Linked DNA regions of Mus musculus: region 1 is linked to region 2. Evidence: chromatin loops called from intact Hi-C (ENCODE). Cell type or tissue: left cerebral cortex. All regions are shown on one strand.

Region 1 (8,000 bases), 55 kb before region 2:
TACAAATTGTATCTGGTCTTCAACCTTTGGTTGTCTCAGAGAACTGCTGGGTTTAAGCTGTGGTACTCTGGCCAGCCAACCTCTCCAGGTTATCAACTTCAGAAGTCGTGGGGCGTGGGAAGCCACACTCTGACACTCCCTGTTGCCTGCCCGTCTTAGCTGTGATTCTCTATTTGTCATGGTGGATGGTGAATTCTGTACAAATTCCTCCTCCAGAAGCTGTTCTTATATTTTATGTCACACTATTTACTTTTGCTGTTGTGGGGATAGATTTTTCTTTTGCATGCTCTATTTTATTGCTTTCAGTTGTGTAATGACATTCATGGGTCTGCAATTGCTCTTCTAGTACTCAAGAGCTGAATGGAACCAGGAAGACCAGAAAATAAATGGCAGCCCAATTTGGGTGAATCACTCCAGTATATCAGTTCAAATGGTCTCCAAGCACCTCAGGCTGAGTCTATATGAGAAAATAGCATCCAACCTTTCAGACTATGGCTACCCATGTAGGGTAATAGGCTTATACTGGTTTCATATGTGTTCATATGTGTCTCAGTATGAGCACTAAAATCCCCACATCCTGGCCACTCAGCCCCAGGCAAATGGGGATAGTTGGTCACTATATCCTTCCATATCCACTCCAAAACAGCGTCTGAGTGCATAATCTGTCTTCCACATCCTCACAATTGTAAAGGCTGTGAATATAGGGATCGGATGACTTGTGAGTTATCACTGGTCAATGCTAGGGAACAATGATCCCAACAGTATCTCCTGGATACTGTGCTACAGTTGAAGCATTGTACCCTCCTGCCCTTGATGGTGGGGCTTTAAGCTCCCACTGGCCCAAGACGACTAAGTGTTCTGATGAACACTCCCACTTTTCCTTCAGGATTGACCACTAGCCTCATACTCCTCAAGAGAAGGCCATGGTACAAAGAAAGACCCAGTGAGGCAGGTTGCCCTACATAGTACCCTTAGCTACCTATGGCATCTCTCCATAGGGCATATTAGAAACTCTCTATCCTGTCCATAACCCATGAACTACTATGTAGCTAAACTAAGTCCCTTCATTTGCTTACCAACATAATGTGTTTAAATTTAGTTTCCTGGGTCTCCCTCAGCTTGCTAGGGAGACAGAGTCTCAATCCCTTATCCTCTTACCCCCACCCCCAAATCAGTGCTCTGCCTGGGAATCAGGACGCATTTGTGCCGCCCAAGTCTCCCATTTCCACCACCCCTACTCTCTCCCCATTTTGGGGAACCAAGAGGGATGGCCTTTCTTGTCTTTGCACTCCCTCTGTATTAAATGCTTCTTCTCTGGAGTCTAAGCACGATGTGAAAATGGCCCACCAGCTCTACCTCTTGCTATGTTTAGGAGAGAGATGTATAAAGACAGCGCAATGCTTTTCCATAGCAATACAGCTAAAATCTCTAGATGCAAATGTTAGAAATTCAGCATTCATGTTCCCCTTCCATTTCAACAATGGTCTTTTCATCTCCTTTGAACATCTTCATGCCCAAGCAAAGGCAAATCCCAAAGCAAGAGACTTTGGTACACTCCCAAATAATACTCCTTTACATGTAATTCCTAATACATGGGTGCTTTTGTAAAATTTGAAATATAGTTCTTGCTGACTCCATTCTTTAGAAATTGAACTTTTTAGCATCTTTTGTTTTCTACTAAAGGACTTGTATCCTTTATATTTTGGCTTAACACAATGAGGATTTTTAATTTTAGAGGATCTTTTTATTTTATTTTTTGCTTTATGAATTTTTATTAGTTGTGATTGGTAGAGTATAGAGTACATGTTTGAACCTGTTAGGATTGTATTTCCCAAAGTTCCATGGGTATGAAGAGTTGTCACTAATGACAGAGTCCACCATGAAATATGTTTTAGATATTCAAAATGAATAGGGTTAAACGGACTTTTCGCTAATGTTCTTACAAGGTTTAGAATGTGGATGAATTTTAAGTTCCTGAAGTAGGAAATACACTACATGACAAGTTGATTTGCCTCATCTCCTCTATATCTCTAGTAAAACGTTCACCCCAATCAAGGTATCTGTTGTCAATGTTGAATGTCCTGTGGTTACTCATGAAATCCTGATGGCTCAGAGACTGACCTCTAGGGTTTTCAGTAGGATTCCTCAACCACAGGGTCCCCTTGACTTCAGCCACTGGTAGCCTCTGGCAGATGATGGAGAATGTGAAGCAAGAAAACCCAGTGTAACCACCTCCTACCTCCCTTCCTGAAGGATGTTGGGTGGGCAGTGCCATATTCTTCTCCTAAAGATGGCTCTTAAGGTAATTGCTCTCATGAAGTCATGGCTAAAGCCACAGTTCCCATAGTTACAGCACTCTCTCCTTCCCTGAGACCCTTTAAGGTCCCAACCTGTGGGTCTTGGCCCTTTTGGGGGGTGTCACATGACCCTTTTTCAGGGGTCACATATCAGATATCCTGCATATCAGATATTTACATTATAACTCATATCAAGAGCAAAATTAGAATTATGGAGTAGCAATGAAGATGATTTTACGGTTGGGGAGTCACTACAACATTAGGAACTGTATTAAAAAGTCACAATAATTAGGAAGCTTGAGAACCAGTGCTTTAGGGCCTAGGAGTTGGCTATAATCACCTGCTGTGACAGCGCTTAGCGTGATTCATCATCTCCCACCAGATCCCATGAGACCCTAAGCACAGCTTCATCAAACGCTCACCAGTTACAGCACTGGAGAGAGCCATCTCCTTCCTGTCAGTCTCGTGACTCATACCACCTCCCACAAAGCACTGCGATCAATATATACTTCTCTCTTCTTTCCCCTTAAATCCCCAAATTTTGGTGAGTTAATATGCAAATTTATATTTCACTTCCTTGTTTTAACACGGCATTAATAGCATCAATACTATTTCATGCTGAGAATTTTTTTTTTGCAAGTACCGATGACATCTTGCACTCGGTTCCCTCAAAGATTCTTCAAAGTGTTAAAGAAACTCTTGTTTCGACGGTTTAAATGCTCCCTTGTAGCACTTCTGTGCCAGCAATGTCTGCATTCCTGAGTGTTTTCTTTGGTTAGTCACTCAGTTACCTAGAGTCGTTGTCAAAAAGAATCCATGAGTTGTATATTTTTTTAAGTCATTGCATAGCTTAAAATAACATTATGTTCCCTTCTCAGAACAATGATCTGGCTTCATATAGAATTCATGAATCACCACCCCTCTCTACAGCCTTTGGCTCTCACTTCCAATATCTCCTGTATTTTAAGACCATGAAGAAGGAGTCTGGGGCCGACCCAGTTTTCCCTCGGGCCCGGTATGGCCAACCTGTTCCCCGGTACTGCCAGCCAACATTTCTGTATTTCAGAAAACTCTTCTTCCCACACACGTACACTTTTAAACCGTGAAAATATCCTGCTTTTCAAAGTTTCCCCATGGGACTTAGCATTCAGTGACACTTCTGTCTGCTCCAGTCTTTAACATAATGCTTACAAAATGATGGTGTTTACCAATTGGTCTTGGAGACTTGGCAATAAGGAAGAATGCTTTCTTCTCCTTGAATTACCTTTCCCCTTAGGTTCAGCATGGACAGGTGGTTTTGTAATCTCCGCCCCGCCCACCCCCAGTGGCTTGTGATCTCTTACTCTGCTTAATTATTTTAGTGTTCAGATTTTCCAAGATCTGAATAAGGCAAGTCCCTATGCCCTGAGACATGGTCCTTAGAATCCTGTCGTCAATTCAGAAGGTGATAAAGGGGCAGAGAATCAAATGCCTGTAGTCAAAGTGCCAGCCTTGAGATCATGACACTTTTTGTGGTACTTCTTTATAGCCATGATTACAGTTAGGCATCAGTATACAGATTTCCTTACATAGGTCTTCAAACCTTCCTCCAGGGCACAGGATTTTGTATGCTGAGTTTTATTAGTTTCTGAATTCAGTCATATATATATATATATATATATATATATATATATATATATATATACACAAACTTTGGGGAGAGGTCAGGTATTAAGGCATGATCTATTTGCTGTACATGAGTTCAGTGCAGTGTGCTTATGCAAAAATGTATCTAAAAATACAGCACAGCCTAATGATGTGAGCACCTGTGGGGTGTGTGTGTGTGTGTGTGTGTGTCCCTGTGTAAATACAGTTACTGAGAAATGTCCAGGAAACCGCCTGTTCTTAATTAACACCACAGTGCAGGTGGCATCAGATGGAGCTGGCTATCCAAATCAGATGAAGCCCGAGGCTTGCAAGTGGTTGGTTCTGGGATCACTGAGGTCTAGCAGAACACTGAAAGGGGAAGCAAGCTGGAATGAATTCAAGCTGAAGCCACGCCCACAGCAGGGATTTGCTCTAGCCTCCAACGCAGCAAGACCCTGAGGTGAGGGAGGAGGAAGCCAGGACCCTGGATAGCTCCTAGGCTCGCACTGGTTTGGTAGACATCCTGAACAATCAGGCTTATCTTTAGACCATCACTTTGATTCCCTGTTCTGTCTAGACTCTCAGAGTGCTGCCACCTCCTTATCACCTCTCTATGTAATCAAGTAACCTCTTCCGTCCTCTTCAAAGCTCTTGCAATTGCTGTGCTGAGTGGGCTGGGTTCTTAAGGAATATTCAAATCTCTAGAAGGAGCTGTAAAGACCAGAATGGAGACTCTGGGAAAAACGCCACAAAGCAGGGGAAAAAAAAAAGAAATAATGAATAGTGTGGTCCTCCTTACCTTCACGTGGGTGTTTGAGTCGCCCCTCAGATGCCTCTCTGAAAGTGTGAGGAACACCTGTGTGTAACTCGTACACAACATAGAGGGCTGTGTGGAAGGACACATAAGCCCATATCCTAGCTCCATCCTGCCACTCAGCTTGTGACACATGGTCGTCAGAGATAGCACCCAATGTCCCTGGGCTCTGCCTTCCCCGCCAGGCTGCCACATGCCACCAAGAGATGCAGTTCTCTCTCCTCTCTCTCATTTTGCATAATCAGTTTCTATTCTGTCGCGTTCTCTCACACATGGCGCTCTGAGACTATGCAGGAAAACAGAGGAGATTTTTCAGTTCAGATGAGTAGCATAATTTTACGTTGTGCTCAGCCTGTTTGGTAAATGAAGTCAATTACTCATGGATCTGTCAGAGGAAGAGAAAGACTCGTGGAGGCTTGGCACCTGTTTTTAGCTCCAGAGACCATCTCCTCCTCTCTTTCATCACAGAGACTCATAACAAGTCAAACCATTGTCCTGGGAGTTAATCCTTTTAGATGTCTAACTTTAAAATCCATTGCATGGATTTCTTCAGCTGGTGTTAAAGGATTCCCTCCTTTGAACAGAGACTGAAGGAATGGCCATCCAGAGACCACCCCACCTAGGGATCCATCCCATCTGCAGATACCAAACCCTTACTCTATTACTGATGCCAAGAAACCCTTGCTGACAGGAGCCTGGTATGGCTGTTCCTGAGAGGTTCTACCAGTACCTGACCAATACAGAAGCAGATAGATACTCACAGCCAACCATTGGACCGAGCTGGGGACCCCAATGGAAGAGCTAGGGGAAGGACTAAAGGAGCTGAAGGGGATTGCAACCCCATAAGAAGAACAATATCAACTAACTGGACCGCCCAGAGCTCCAGGGACTAAACTACTCATCAAAGAGTATACATGGAATGATCCATGGCTCCAGATACATATAGAGCAGAGCATGGCGTTATCTGACACCAATGGGAGGGGAGGCCCTTGTTCCTATGGAGGCTTGATGCCCCAGCGTAGGGGGATGCTAGAACAGTGACACTGGAATGGGTGAGTGGGTGGAGGCAAAGGGGAGGGGGAGGAAGGAAGGCAAAATGGGGGGGGGGGTTGTGGAGGGGCTACCAGGAAGGGGAATATTATTTGAAATGTAAATGAATAAAATGATTAATTAAAAATAAACTTCAAGCTACTTACTTCTTTATCAAATTTCTCAAACACCAATGAGTTAACTTCCTTTCCTGTTATGGTCATAAAACATCATGATGAAACCAATTCACAAGAGAAAGGAATCCCACCTCCATCATGGTGAGGGGGTGTGGGTGTCAGGACTTTGAGGTAGCTGGTCATATTGCATCTACAGTCAGGGAGCAGGGTAGTGAATACCTATGCTAAGCTTCCCCTTTCTGTTATGCAGACCAGGACACAAGCTCAGTTTTAGGATGGTTCTCCCCCTCTTGAATAACTTAATCAAGAAAAATCCCTCACGGTCATGCCCAGAGACTACACTGCTTTAAATAATCCCTCGCCAGTGTGCTGGAAGATCTGTCTCTTCGGTGATTCCAAATCCTGTCAAATTGAAAATCAACACTAGTTGTCACAACCACTTACTGCTTGGATCAGAGATTCAGTTTTATCCTTGACAGTACCCAGTCTAGCAAAACCACACCATCTCCAAACCTGAGAAATAACAGTGGGATAGTAATATCATCTCACCTTCCTTGCGAGATCACAGAGAGGAAGAAAGATAGTCTAGAAGAGGGCTTCATGCCCTAAACTCTCAGCAGGGATCTTTCACTGTCCACAGTGTTCCCATGGTCCCCCCAACTTGCTAAAGGTCACACTCTACCAGGCCCTTATAATCTATACACAAAATTTTTCCATTTATTCCTGCTTAATGTGGTGGACTTTCTCTTTTGACTGAGTATGGGTGCCAGTCCTCTCACTGGGCGTGGTCAGCATGGAATAGTAAAATCCAGAAAGCTCGGGACAACGAAGAATCACACAGGAGTGTCAAAAGGGCTAGCAGAGCTTGAATGTCAGTAAATAATTCAGATGCAGAACTGGGGTGGGGAGGTTGTTTGTTTACTTGTTTTTGTCTGTTTGTTTACTCATCAGAGGGCACCCAAGTGGACCTCTTTATCCCCCTTGTCTTGGAAAGGCTGACTATGGTTGTGTTAGGTCTGCAATATTTCCCAGCTAAGTGGCCCTAAGAGTCTCGATGATAAACACTTAGAATTTCTTTCCTTTCACTTCAAGAACTTTAAAAATGGCAAGGTGATTGAAAAGCACTCATGTGGCAACACACATTTGTTTTTTTGTTTTGTTTTGTTTAAAAAAAAGGTTCCAAAATGTTGGAAAATCTGTCCAAATGCTACCTTGTCGTTGTGGAACACCACAAGAGGCCTGGTGAGTTTATGGTACTTTAAAAGACCTGCAAAGTGGATCTGATTCTCGTTTCTTCGTGTGATCAATAGGTGTTTCCATTAGTACCACAAAAAGACTCTTCTCAAACTTCTAGGCAGCACCATCCTAACAGACAAGAAGTAAACAATCCAAAAATAGCTGCTCACTCATTTCCCTGTGTTGAGAGAGGCAGATCTGACCTGTGACGGGAGACTCCTGTCAACCGAGATCTATGGGGGGTTTAAAACCACCTTCCATCTCCCCACAAGCTGGTGGTCATATGGGAGCCATTTAATCAATTTGGGGCTCTGGTTTTCTTCCTCTTCCTGACCACTACCTCCTCAGTCACTCCACTTCCCATGAACACGCCTCCAGGTGGAGGGACTGGGAGAAGAGACATTGATTAACTCAGGCAGGTCAATAGGAGTACTTTCAGCTACCTACACGGATGCAAGAGTGGACGGAGTGTGGTCTGTGAGCCCTCTGTGAACCTCTCATCTCCAGCCATCTCTTCCCCTTTGGTACAGCCACAAATAACTACAGGTGGACCAGACCAGAGTACCTCTAATATAAAAAGTCTATCTATCTATCTATCTATCTATCTATCTATCTATCTATCTATCTATCTATCTATCTCTATCTACATATCTATCTATTCACCTACCTACATATTTATCTTCTATCTATCTGTCTATCTATCTATCTATCTATCTATCTATCTATCTATCTACATATCTATTCACCTACTTACATATCTATCTATCTGTCTATCTATCTATCTGTCTATCTATCTATCTATCTATCTATCTATCTCCACTTTTCTACCTCTATCTCTCTATCTCCCTCTCCCTGTCTCAT
Region 2 (8,000 bases):
AGGGTTGCTTAAATATATAGCAATTTTTATTTACCTATTCTGGTAGCCATACCTATAATGTTGCCATTTCACTTCTTGGGGTCTCTCCTAAGGAAATCATCAAGGAGATGTGTGAATACTTGACGACAATTATGTTCATTCCAAAATTGTGCATAATAGTAGTAGGCCAAAAACAATTCTTCATTCCTAGTCTAGGAGACTCAACACATGCAATGTGGTGTAGCCACTAGACAGTACATTATGACACCATTACAAAGTAGCTCGAAGAAGGACTTCAAATTATGTAGGGAAAGAATCACGGGCTATTGTTTGATGGGAACCAAAGATTTGTAAATGAGTATAAATGTCAGTCTTTCCATAGCTACAGAAGGTTAAATCTAATTAGGCCCCACAGATACCAAAGCGTACAGATGTTCAAGTCCCTTATATAAATTGATGAGGTGGTTTGTTTTTTTTTAATATAATGTAATCCACATCCATTGTCTTAGTCAATATTCTATTGCTTTGAAGAGACATTATGACCAAGGCAACTCTTTTTTTTTATTACATATTTTCCTCAATTACATTTCCAATGCTATACCAAAAGTCCCCCATTACCCCCCCCCTCTTCCCTACCCACTCATTCCCGTTTTTTTTTTTTTTTGGCCCTGGCGTTCCCCTGTACTGGGGCATATACAGTTTGCGTGTCCAATGGGCCTCTCTTTCCAGTGATGGCCGACTAGGCCATCTTTTGATACATATGCAGCTAGAGTCAAGAGCTCCGGGGTACTGGTTAGTTCATAATGTTGATCCACCTATAGGGTTGCAGATCCCTTTAGCTCCTTGGGTACTTTCTCTAGTTCCTCCATTGGGGGCCGTGTGATCCATCCAATAGCAACTCTTAAACGAAGGCATTTAATTGGGGGCTTGGTTACCGTTTCAGAGGCTTGGTCTCTTATCATCAAGGCAGGGAGCATAGCAGCAGACAGGAATGGTGCTGGAGAAGTAGTTGAGAGCTATATCTTGATCTACAATCAGAGGAAGAACCTGGGCCTGGTATGGGCTTTTAAAACTTCAAAGCCCACTCCCAGTGACACATTTCCTCCAACAAGGCCACACCTCCTAATCCTTCTAATCCTATCAAAGTGGCCCACTCCCTAGTTACCAATCATTCCAATCTACGAGCCTATAGGGGCCATTCAAACCACCATATCCACTCTCCCATATATGAGTGTGTGAGTGTGTGTGTGTCTGTGTATGAGTGTGTGTGTGTCTGTGTATGAGTGTGTGTGTGTCTGTGTATGAGTGTGTGTCTATGTGTCTGTGTGTGTGAGTGTGTATGTGTGTATGTGTCTGTGTGTCTGTGTGTATATGTGTGTGAGTGTGTGTGTGCCTGTGTATGATGTGTGTGTCTGTGTGTGTGTCTGTGTCTGAGTGTGTGTATCTGTGTATGAGTGTGTGTGTCTGTGTATGAGTGTGTGTGTGTCTGTGTATGAGTGTGTGTCTATGTGTCTATGTGTGTGTGTGTGTGTGTATGTGTCTGTGTTTCTGTGTGTATATGTGTGTGAGTGTGTGTGTGTGCCTGTGTATGAATGTGTGTGTCTGTGTGTCTGTGTCTGAGTGTGTGTGTCTGTGTCTGAGTGTGTGTGTCTGTGTATGAGTGTGTGTGTCTGTGTGTGAGTGTGTCTGTGTGTGTGGTGCTGGGACTCAAACCAAGGGTCTCATGTGTGTTAGGTAAGTGCTCTGCCCCTGAACTGAGTTTCTAACCCTCTCACATATTTTAACTAATCTCTAAGTTCCTCACAATGGCTTAATACAATGCAAATGCTATGCAAACATTTGTCATACTGCATTGTTTAGAGATGACGGGGTGGGAGTGGATCTGTGCATGTTCAGTGTGCAGACACAATCTCTTTCCCAACATTTCCTTCCAGGGTTGGTGAAATCTGTCAATGCTGAACCTGCAGATTGTGAAGACCAACAATGCAAAGGGATCCTGTTGTTACTTGTACACGCATAAGGTGCTCCAAAAACTGACTTCAGTGATAAAGATCAATAGGTCGCCTCTGAATGACATAGACATTCACCTTTGTTCCAGTCTCAGTTCTATATCTACTACAATGAACATGTATGTAGTTTTCTAAAGATATGTTATTTTAAAACAGCAACCAAACCAACCCACCAGACAAGCCAGTCCTGAGTCAGCAGTCTGATCTGGGATGCTAAGGACCGCCGAGTTTTATACTTATCTCCTGTTTCTCTCACCTTCTTGTACCATTTGGGTGTATTACTCTCTGTACTGCCTGACACAGGCATGGTGTTCTCATGTGTGCATCTTCTGAGTTACCATATCCCCAGCATGAAAGATAAAAAAAGTCATGAAGCCACCCTAGGTTTACACAGAGATCTGGAAAATGTCAACATAGACATATCCTGAAATCTATGCTAACCCTGAACTCCTTCCTCCATCCTCTTACTTGGTTGGGTATATCAAGTCGCCACATTACTCAAAATATCATTGTTAACTGGATAAATCCAACACTAAGGAGGCTGAGGCAGGAGGATCAACAGGCCATCCTTGGCTACTTAGTGAAACTCTTTAGAAATAAACAAGCAAGCAAGCAAACAAACAAAACAAAACAAAAAACCCCACAAAACAAAAGTCATAGTAAATTCATTGTGGCGGGCCCTAAGTGGAAATGACCCTTAGCAAATGTTATCTTTCTCACTGTGTAAGCATACTCTCTGGGTTTAAATAATTAATTACACATAGCAATGGCTGTTTCAGCCAAGCTTGGAATTCGAGTCCTTTGTTAGGAGAACATCTTTATCAGTACAATTCATCAAAGGGAAACATCAAATAAAATCTTTTCCCAGGCAGTATTCTCAATGATAAGTGAAGGATGATCTCAGAAGGGGGGAATCTCATCCCTTCCCCCTCCTTCCTCCTTGAGCATTCAGAGAAAGCGTGGTAGAAACACCTGACCTCTCCCTCTAAGCCCTGGATTGGTCTTGCCTGTAAAGACATCATTGGTACATGCCTTCAGGGAATTTATGCCATCTAATTGGAGTTATACTGACCATAGGGCGTTCCCTGGAATGCCTACTGCAGCGTTAGGCACCAGAGCACAGAACCCTACGCAGGTAATTAGGGGACAGTACGAGCCCGTCTAGACTTTGGAATCATTCTGGTTCCAGCACGCCCAGCCAATCAATAGGCATTAATCATCCCGTGCTTATTGCTAACGTGACTCAGCCTCCGTGACTCATTGACATCACACACAGGGAAGTCTGTTGTGACTGGAGATGGGCAAGACAATTAGTCTAGAAACGAGCTTTGCCTGAAGGTGCAGACTATTCCAGCAAGGAGCGGGTAGAGTACCGAGGTTGGGTGGGGCACAAATGCAAGCCCACAGGGAGCCCTGCGCAGCGCAAGGAGGGGCACCTACCTAGCATTGTCTGCCCAGTTGGCATAGCAGAGTGTGCACGGTTTCGATTTCCAAATATTTTTTCATTTATGGATACGTTATCTTTCTAACTCCCTCATAGGCTCGGGAAGGGAAGGGTAGGGGCCACAGTGGGTCCCATCTCCGTCTCTGGTGCCTAACTCTGGCTAGAGAGAGGTGGCCACCTAGGAGTAGTGTCACGCGCTGCTTGTCTCCTTGGTGATAGCTCTGCTTCCGGCAAAGATCTCGTAGGCTGACCCAATAAAGGTGACGATCTCACGGGGGTTGTCAAGCTTCGGTGCCCAGCGAAACTTCTTTGGCCTGCTAATCACTGCAAAACAGGCTCTCTCACAGAGTTCCCCTCCTTCCTGTTCTCAGCTAGAAATACCATGAGAACAGACTGTCTCACAGTGTTTTCAGACTTCCACTCCCAGTCCCTGCCAAAAGCAGGAAGTGCAGAAGTGGGCGATAATTCTTTCTTTTCTTTTTCCCTTTCTTTTTTTTTTTTTCTCCTTTTTCTTTTTAGAACACTTTATTAAAGAGTTTTGGTTGTTACTTGTTTTGTTTTGCTTTTTTACCCCCCACCCCCACCCCGAACCTCATTAGAATTAATTTGAGCAATACTTCCAATTTACATGATGATTTGAAAAAACATTACATGAGGTATTTCTTACTCTACACAGGGCTCTGATCCAGTGGGCGCGGGGTGGGGGGGGGGAGGGGGTCCCTTCTTCCCCACAGTTCTGTAATAACACCACATATCTTGGACATGACGCCTACCTTCACACAAACATCCCTTCCCAATCGAGTCTGCTTTCCTTGCTTGTCTGTGCTTTACCCATTAGTCGACCGTTTCAATTTGTGGAAACTGGACACAGACACTGAGTGCCATCGAAAGGACTAGGGGCCACTGGGTTTAAGTATACCATTGAAGGTGGAGGAGGGACGAGTGGGAGGGGGAGAGGAGAGGGAAGAAGAGGGAGGGTGGAGAGAAGAGCAGAGGGAGAAGGAGGGAGAAGAGAGGAAGCGAGCAGAGAAGCCATGTAAGGCCGAGAAAAGGAAGGAAAGGCTAGGAAGCAAAGCTGAATCACAGGCCAAGGAAGCCATTTCCCCTGCAGTAGACCTGTGTTCTATGCTCACGTGAAGCCATTTGATCACCTGGCCATTTGAACATAAACAATACGGAAATAGGATCACCGACTTGGCAGGGCCTTGATCCACAAGGCTAGCGGCTTATCAGAAGAGGGACAGCAAAGTAATCTTGCCCTTGTTGCACACACAGAAGGAAGGCCGCCTGAGGACAGCCGGGAGAAATCAGCCATAGACGTTAGACTTGCAAGCCTCCTCAAGAATTCTGGGAAATAATTAAGCAATGTGTAAATCAGCCAGGCTGTGAGATTTAGTTTTCACAGCTCTGGAAGGCTAATGGATAGATTATCACTAATGAAACTAAGGTTGCAGGTTTTCCATATTGAGGGCAGAGCCTTCTGACGGTCCACTCCACGATGGCTGGACACACCTTGTGGGAGCAATGGCTTCCTCTGCTGGTCAGTATCTTAAGAAGCAGATCTAAGGTGACCTAGCATAGGACTTGAAGCGGGTGGGAGACCGAACGTCAGGCTGCAGCTAGTTCAGCTGAAGTTCACACACAGCGAACAGCAGGCTAATGTTAATTAGAAATGACTAATAAACGATGAGTCTTGGTCCAGCTTGCTTCCTCAGACAAAGCTGGGTCTGGTCTAAAACCCCGGAAGCTTGGGCTTCAGGATGCCAATCACCTCTGCTAAGCTCTGTACAGAATTTTGTATTGAATTCTAAGAAAAGCCTAGAGACTCTGTAAAATTATGCACACCCCCCCCCCAACTCACTCTTACACCAATTAAGTATGCATAATATATCTGGCCTGTGGTAGCCACTAGGATATTAGGAGAAAAGAAGCCAAAGCACTCAAGACAAATAATTGACTGAGTAAGTAGACTAGAAACAGAATTCAATCAAAACCAACCAAGGGGAGGAGGGGTGTGAGAGAAGAAAGGGCATCTGTGAATCCGTAAAGACTCAGCGGACACATACCAAGTCCAGTGTGCCTCTCCAGTGTCCCCAGCAGACACATACCAAGTCCAGTATGCCTCTCCAGTGTCCCCAAAGACTCTGACAGTGCACGGTTCTCACCTGCAGGGAAGCAGGATTTCTTGAAGTACCCCTTGATTCTAGGCAAGGTACCCAGGGGTTTGCATATGTCATCTCTATCATTTCTTGCAAGAGTCATGTGGGGTGGGCTTGGCTGTCACCCCTTGGTGGGAACACGGAGGGGAGGTGTGAGGTTGTTAAGGTGAACTCTGGCCCCCATATCCCCCCCTGACCATAAAGCCAGAAGAGTGCCAGCCAGTTTGTTAGAGCTGTCAGTGATTACCGTGAGCCAGGTCAAGAGCAGCAACAGGCAGGGGCTGGAGAAGAGGTGGGGACAGTGACACTCTATCTCCTGAATAATAATAACCTGAGCGATTTCCCAAATGGTGCTCTCTCCTTGTTGCTTCTCTGCGGGTCCCAATTTTGTTTTTTGGCAGAGTACACGGTGTCCGTGAATGAGCACAGGGCTGCAGGCAATGTCAGCCCTTTGGGCTCTCTTGCTCTTGCCTTTGTGATTCTCTAAAGGGCTCTGAGCTCTGGAAAATTAGGACTTTTCAATGCAAGAGCCATTAGCGATTGAGCCAAGCTTTGGACGTATAATTCTATGAGAACAAGAAAATCATGGGAATTTTTTGAAAACCTTGAAGCTGAATTCATCTTGCTCAGCTACAAAACCTTCACCCTGCCTAACTCTTACATAATCTCTTTGTGGTGGCTTCCTTCTGTGTGTGCTGGTAGTATGTGTGTTTGTGTGTGTGATATGTGTGTGGTGTGTATGTGTGTGTATAAAATATATCATATGGGTAATATATGAGAAATCTGTATCACATTTGGGTAATGTATAATATATGATATATAATATATACACATGCATATATATGGATATACATATATATGCATGTGTAGGGGAGCAATGGATGATTACAAACCACCTTCTCCTTTAGCTGTGAATGTAACAAGAGCAACTAGCAGGACATGTTGTTTTTCTTCTTTTATCTTCCAAAAAGATCAACCAGAAACCCAATATGAAAAAAGCTAATGTGGTACTAAGTTTGCAAATTTAAACCGAGTCCTGCAGTTAAGGCATGCGACGTTTCCATAGCAACATTAGCTCTCATCTTGAGGATTTTCAGTCCTATTAAAGGCATTGAATTCATCCAGTTATATATACCAGTGTGCATACAGTGTGGCTGAGCTTATGGTGGAGGTTTATTTTTCCGGATTTTAATTATAAGTAATTCCTCCCATTGTGGGTAGGTAGGCCTGTGCCGTGGGGGTCCAGGAAGAGGAGACTTGGATAAATGGATAGTGTAAAGCATCCATTTGATTTAATTCAATCTTGGTTTTTCTCCCTTTGTTTCCTCGGTGCTCTGGATTCTGAAAGTGAGAAGGATAAAGGTTGCTACCGACTGCCCGAGGAAGTCACCTTCCTGCAACCCATGGTGCTACCTCCAAGAAAATACAAAGGCAACTTTTCCAGGAGATAAGGTGGGGAGGGCAGGGATAGCCCATAGCGTACACAGATGTGTGGCTAGCTCCACTGGGATTACACTGGGATTACAAATTGATGTTACTGCATCTTGCTTTCTTTTTCAACAGGGCTCTGGGGATTCGAACCCAGGTCCTCACATTTTCACAGCAAGTGCTGTATAGACATTGAGCCATCTCCGCAGCCCCCTGTATCTTATTTAGATGTTGGCACAGAAATAGGCCTAGGCACTGGCCTCTCACACACAACCAGCCCTTAGAGGACAAAGAAGTCGTGTCTCTTCTCAGTGAAGTCTGAATGGAAAACTTAATATAACCTCAAGTCAGCTGGAAAGGGTGGCGTAGTTGTACCCAATTTTTCATGAGCCATCATCCCTGACAAAAGAAAGAAAAGGACATGTGTAATGAACATTTCCTTGGTGGGGAAAAAAAAAAACAAAAACAGTAACGGTTGTAGATCTTTCCTAGCAATTGGCTGACACAGATGGAGATGGCGAAGATGCAGGAAGATTCATAGAGCCTCCCTGGTACACAACAGCGCTGGATAGCCCTGGAGATCTGGAGGGTGTGCTGGAGGGTGGAGGTGGGGGCAAAGAAACGCGTCTTCAGTGGACTTTTCATCTGAAATAGTACCGGGGTGTCAGAGACGTACCGAAACTCTGAATGAAACAGACAAATGGATGTGGCAGAAGTCTCACAGCAAACCAGCCTGTGAGGATGGGGCTATTTTTAGGTGCCTAATGAAGAAAGCAGCTGCATTCAGAGAGGCTGTCACTCGCAGCTTGTGGGACCAATTTGTTCTGTTCCGGGGTTCCAGCATTGATCAGCAGTCAGTCCCCTCTCAGATGCCCAGGAAGGGGCTCCACATAGTAATTACAGCTGCTTTGGGGTTTTCTTTCAGAGTTTAGAGAAGACTCTCAGTTAATAGACCCATTAGAATCCGGGAATGTAAGAGAA

The links. Hi-C counts contacts between places; a loop is a spot of excess contacts. Peaks named below come from ENCODE experiments on the same cell type or tissue, not always from the same donor. Only the 100,000 strongest peaks of a DNase experiment are listed, where the experiment ranks them.
Region 1: it touches region 2 in a loop (4-fold over the local background); 4 of 42 quality-filtered maps call a loop at or near these places.

Annotation. Positions count from the first base shown.
Region 1 is chr13:46,093,572-46,101,571 of GRCm38, reverse strand. No RefSeq gene overlaps it. Among named protein-coding and RNA genes, the nearest start is that of Gm45949, 36 kb to the right of the region's middle. In left cerebral cortex, no CTCF peak of the experiment used is centred here; DNase peaks (open chromatin) are centred at 2,755, 3,308, 4,639 and 5,028; H3K27ac peaks cover 1,837 bases.
Region 2 is chr13:46,038,952-46,046,951 of GRCm38, reverse strand. No RefSeq gene overlaps it. Among named protein-coding and RNA genes, the nearest start is that of Gm45949, 18 kb to the left of the region's middle. In left cerebral cortex, no CTCF peak of the experiment used is centred here; DNase peaks (open chromatin) are centred at 6,065, 6,224, 6,687, 7,836 and 3 more places; H3K4me3 peaks cover 418 bases; H3K27ac peaks cover 2,335 bases.